2 separate regions of the Homo sapiens genome follow, and region 2 is linked to region 1. Evidence: read pairs that join two places in POLR2A ChIA-PET (ENCODE). Cell type or tissue: CD4-positive, alpha-beta T cell. All regions are shown on one strand. Each heading gives the region's core, and the rest is flanking DNA. Links, peaks and the distances in the headings are about the cores only. Region 1 overlaps LINC02042 (long intergenic non-protein coding RNA 2042). Region 2 has its middle 6.4 kb from the start of GTPBP8.

Region 1 (2,818 bases), core at 209-2,708:
CCTCATAGTATATATGTATATATACCATGTATACATATAGATATATACATACACATATATGTATATATACACATATATATAATACATATTATTTATAGTATATACAAGGGATTATTTTTATTGGAGTTTGTGTCTGATTTTATACTTGATATTGTATCTGTGTGTGTGTGTTTGTATTTGGTGACAGAAACAGCATGATCTGGTTCCTGACTCACTCAGCCTCTCCCTGGCCCCAAAATAGCTCCTGAAATGCTTTTTCAAGCCCCTAGGGCTCCATGAAGCACAGTCTTAAAAACACTGTCTTTTTTATTAGTCGACAGCATGAACAAGTAACAGTAGAAACAAGTTTAACCAAAATGTCCAGAACTGACAAGAATTTATAGTAAGTTAGAAAAAATAAAGGCAAGCATACAGACTTTCAGAAACATAGATATCTCTCCTGAAAAATCTCCCAGAAGTGATAGCCATGAGTCAAATATTACATTTTACCTTTGAAAGTCCAAACTGTAGTGAGTTATCCATAACCTTCTGTGGTTCCACCCAATTTTGTGTTTTGCATGTTTTGAGAGAAATGCAGAATTTCCTGTAGGGTGCTGTGGTTTTCATTGCTTGGTTGATGTTGTGAACATCCAGGGCCAGCTTTCCTCAAGTTCAAAGACAGGAAAACACAAGACACCAATGAAGAAGTTACAAACCTCCCAATACTCTAGTGACCCTGACTTAGAAGGGCCAGGTAGCTGAAAACAGTGACCTGATCAGTCAGAGAAAGTAGAATGGGACCTCTTTAGCACTAATACTTGAAAGAACATGCTACAGCCTCATGTCATGTGCTAGACAAGACATTGGAGCTCCCAAAAAATTGCCTGGGTACAGCAGTCAGTGCAGCCCAGGAAGTTTGTGCAGTTGAGGACACTGAAAAGGTAGAGTGCCAAGGGGCCCATCCATAGGTCAAAGTGGGCACATGGTGAACTCTCAAGATGAGGAGCTTAGTTGTAGCTTTGCTGAGTTCATGGAGAAGACAGGACATGCAATTCACTTATTAAAGTGCCAAAAAGTTGAAAGAATCATGGCTTTGTGTCCTGACTTTCCTGGTCGCATTCTCTCATCTACATAGCAGATGGACTCCCCTCTGGGCTGACAACCTTAGTATGGTTTATATGGCTTGAATTAGTAAATGCTACTCCAAGGTATTGCCATTCCATTTGTCTTCACCCATAGATTTCTCTTTTTCTTTTTTTCTTTTTGAGACAGAGTATCACTCTGTCACTCAGGCTGGAGTGCAGTGGTGCCATCTCGGCTCACTGCAACATCTGCCTCCTGGGTTCAAGGGATTCTCCTGACTCAGCCTCCTGAATAGCTGGGATTACAGCCACCCACCACCACACCCAGCTGATTTTTGTATTTTTAGTAAAGATGGGGTTTTGCCATGTTGGCCAGGCTGGTCTCAAGCTCCTGACCTCAGGTGATCCACCCACCTTGGCCTCCCAGAGTGCTGGGATTACAGGCGTGAGCCACTGCGCCCAGCCTGATTTCTGTTTTTCTTTAATTGCAGAAGCTCTAATATGTAAGTTGGAGGATTCTTATTTCACTATAAATTTATCTTTTTGAGTCTTGCAAACAACAGAGGAGGTGGGTAGGAGAATAGGAAATACTTTAAAGAATCGGAGAGGACATCTCTTCAATCTGAGGTAGCAGCTATGTTTGATTTCATTTTTCCACTGCTCCGAATGATCTTCTCTTCAAATCATGTGACTTATGAGATAGTGACAGATAACACAGGAGTTCATGATTGCTGCATCATTTTCATCTAGAAAGATCTCAGTGCAACTTGTAAGATTTATATCGCTTTCTAGCTGTGAGTTACAAATTCAACAATATACTTTTGCAACAGCACTTTAAAGACAGATAACCTCAACATTTCGCAAAATAATTTTGAAATAATATGTTTGAACATCAACTCTGATGCTGTTAAAGGAACCTAGCAGATGTGTCTTTAATTTAAAGCAATAGACTCTTTCATTAAAACTCTGGAAAGGGCTGGGGACCATTCTTTCTACTTTAGATACACGTGAAATTTAGGCCCAGAAATGTTAGAAGGTGTTGTAAATTCTGTGACTACACTCCAATTTTCTAGGTTGCTGACCTTTCACCTGTCCATTAAATTAGGGTTCATTCAAATGGAGTTTTTTTCAGAGGTAAGATCTTTCATAGTTTTTCATACCACAAAATGTTCTATCCCCACTTAGAGAATTAAAACAAACAAACAAAAAACAGGTAAAACTTGACATAGGGGTAAGAAAATTAAACCACCTTTTGTTATTTTGAGATTTCCAAACCAAGTCTGTGCTGTCCTAAAAAGTACTACCACCTACAATATTAAGTTATAGGGGAAAGACTTTTTTAAATATTAATTGTCCTTCTAGATTATTCTTCTTTCAACCAGAAGACCTAAAAACTGAATATGGACTTAATGAAGATGTCAGATGCTATTTACCTTAGAGTTGGGAGTGCTAGAATCTTAAAATCATTTCATTTTGATTGCCTCCCTAGGAAAGATGATAAGGAGTGACAGAGAGGGAGCTTTGTAGGTCATAGGGTCATAATGAAATGTTCATTTCCATATGCAGAGCCTGAAGATTGAGAAGGGAGGAAGTAGTGAATTGCTTGATAGAACATCTTGCAGTTGACGTATCTGTTGGGCAGTTGGTAACCTAAGAGGAAGCACATCCAGGTGGGATGAAGAGAAAATTGGTGAAGATGATGTGAGATTTATTTTCATTCTCTCAGGTCAGGGAAAAAGATCCAGGAAGGGAAAAAG
Region 2 (2,818 bases), core at 309-2,808, 240 kb after region 1:
TCTCACCCAGGCTGGAGTGCAGTGGTGTAATCTCAGCTCACTGCAATCTCTGCCACTCAGGCTCAAGAAATTCTCATGCCTCAGCCTCCCAAGTAGTTGGGATTGTGGGCGTGCACCACCATACCTGGCTAATTTTTTGCATTTACAGTAGAGAAAGGGGTTTCATCATGTTAGCCAGGCTGGTCTCCTACTCCTGGCCTCAAATCGATCTGCCCACCTCGGCCTCCCAAAGTGCTGGGATTACAGGACCAAGCCACCATGCCCAACTCTTACAATACTGTTATTTAAATTTCTTCTTTTCACCTTCGCAGCTCTTAACTTTTAAATTCTTTATATTTTTTATCCCTTCCTAATATTTATTGAAATATTCTCCAATCTAATTATCCTGCTATTTTGTTCTTTGAGTTGATAATATTATTCAACTATTAAACACATCCATTGAGAAATTTACTTCACAATAATATAATTCATATCTAATATGTTCAACTGGTACTTCTTAGAAGCTTCCTGTTTCATGTTTGCCATATATTCCCTTATCTCTGAGGATATTTTCTGTTTTTATTTAAATTCTTTGCCCACCAAGTCCATTCATTCTGATTACTTCTAGAATGAATTATCTTTTTCTTACTTTTTCTTCTATTGCTTGTGGGTTCATAATGTGAGTTCGTGAGATTATACTATTATGGTAAAATCAGCTATCTTTTAAAAAAAATCAGCTATCTTGGTAAATAACAGATACCTAGAGAGAGGAGTGAAAGGCTAGGTTCTGACTTGCACTAGTCTAGGCAGAAGAGAGATATATCACAGCATTCTGGGCTCAACCACTCGTGCGCCTGCCACCCATGAGATCCTGCCTATTAGGTAACCACCTAGTACCACTACACCAGGCATTATTCCTTTCTAGAGAGTAATCACAAAACATTGTTTGAATCTGATTGTCCAGCCCCTAGAGGAGGATGGGTAAGGAGGTTGGAGGGAATGTTCAAGGACATTGCTGCACTCAACTCCAGCTAAACCTGATGTTCATACCAGTTGAATCACCAATTCATTGCACTCCTCTCCAGAGGCCCCATACTTTATTACAGGTGGCTGAGACAGCAGCTTTGATTATAACCTCCTTCCACAGGAAGAATTCTAGTTTTGCCATGTCCTATTAAAATGACTAGAGAAAGTCTGTCCCACTTTTCTCAAAAATCTCCAGAGAAATCACTTGTATTTAGAGCAGAACCTGGAATACATCTTTCCTACAAGTATACAATCTCACAATAAGTGCAGGTGAGAAACTTCTCATTTTTAAATGTTTTTATCTTTTAATCTATGTGCAGAAAACAGTTCATATAGCAGGCCTGTGGCTGCTACCCTTAGAAAGATTTGTTTACAAGATTGGCACTGGGCTGACATTTGAGAACTTGACTGGTAAACAGTTTCCTTGCATGGCACAGAGCCAACTTTCCATTCATGAGTGGCTCACTGTATCTAAACTATTTGAACAAACAAGTGGTACATACTGATGCTGCTTTCCTTCTGCAAATCTGAACTTTCAGTGACTATAGTCAGTCACACAGGCACTAGATGCCTATATGAACAGCGCTCGGTAAAAACCCTGGACTCCTAGACTCAGGTGAGCTTTGCTAGTAGACAACATTTCACACATGTTGTTAAAACTCATTGCTGGCAGAATTAATTGCATCCTGTGCAACTTAGGGGACAATTAGAAGCTTGTGCCTGGCTTCCTCCAAACTTCACTTTGAGTGCCTTTTCCCCTTGCCAGGCTTGCTTTGTATTCTTTTGTTGTTGTAAATTATAGGCATAAGTACAACTATATGCTGAGTTCTGTGCATCCTTGCTCGCCTCATTTGGGAGCTAGTCTTGGGAACACCTGACACACTCTACCTATGAATAAGTTAAAAATTTGAATATACATCAATATATCTGCCTGTGAATGTTGCCTCATCTCCTCAGGGTGTTAGAGAACATTCCATTCACTTCCAACAAGGCAACAAGATATAAACTAGATGTGTACTACAAAGTAAACTTGCCCACTAAAATAACCTTGCTTAACACACAACAAGAATTAAAATGTTAACGAATTAATCAGTCAGAACAGCAAAATCCATACTATTTTCCAAAAACAATTTTAAAAAAACCCTCTGAGCTTGTTACTGATATAAAAACACAACCTGAATATGGTAAATAGTGTTCCAAATTATTTTAATAGCACTTGTATGACACAGAGCCAAATGCAAAATTACGAATGAAAAAAATTAAGACCACTTAAAGCAATCATTTCTCCCTCTATTGATAAAAACAACCTTGAAAGAAGTGAACCTTTACTCCTCCTCCAGAATCCAAATCACTCTACAAACTCACCTCCTACCTATGATTACTGTCTGATGGTTAATCTCCAGATCTCTTTAGAGAAATCTGTCAGTGCAGTAGGCACAACCTTAAAAGAAAGCTCAAACAACTTCTCTGAAAAAGAAACAACTTCTCTAAATTTAGATATATTCTCTAAAGACACATTAATCAGATATTTAAAAAGCTCAATGCTTTCATGAGCTCCAAAGACTAAAATCATGGAAAATAGGTCTCTATTGGTTCTTGAATTATAGTAAAATAATAAATCTCAAGAATAATAATTTATGCCCTAATTAAGAAATTAAGCCTGGGCGTGGTGGCTCATGCCTGTAATCCCAACATTTTGGGAGGCTAAGGCAGGATGATTTCTTGAGGCTAGGAGTTCAAAACTGACCTCAGCAACATAGTGAGACTCTGTCTCTCCAAAAAAAAAAAGCACACACACACAAAAAAACTTTGT

Evidence for each region. Peaks named below come from ENCODE experiments on the same cell type or tissue, not always from the same donor. Only the 100,000 strongest peaks of a DNase experiment are listed, where the experiment ranks them.
Region 2: POLR2A ChIA-PET joins it to region 1 with 9 read pairs; 14 of 35 experiments call an interaction of 5 or more read pairs at or near these places.

Annotation. Positions count from the first base shown.
Region 1 is chr3:112,739,205-112,742,022 of GRCh38, forward strand. It overlaps LINC02042 (long intergenic non-protein coding RNA 2042), which reads right to left. Exons shown (of 5, transcript NR_110017.1): 2 at 2,495-2,711; 3 at 490-1,807. Among named protein-coding and RNA genes, the nearest start is that of MIR9900, 3.5 kb to the left of the region's middle. In CD4-positive, alpha-beta T cell, for the core only: no CTCF peak of the experiment used is centred there; a DNase peak (open chromatin) is centred at 1,747; H3K27ac peaks cover 2,336 bases.
Region 2 is chr3:112,983,223-112,986,040 of GRCh38, forward strand. No RefSeq gene overlaps it. Among named protein-coding and RNA genes, the nearest start is that of GTPBP8, 6.4 kb to the right of the region's middle. In CD4-positive, alpha-beta T cell, for the core only: no CTCF peak of the experiment used is centred there; a DNase peak (open chromatin) is centred at 1,449; H3K27ac peaks cover 1,217 bases.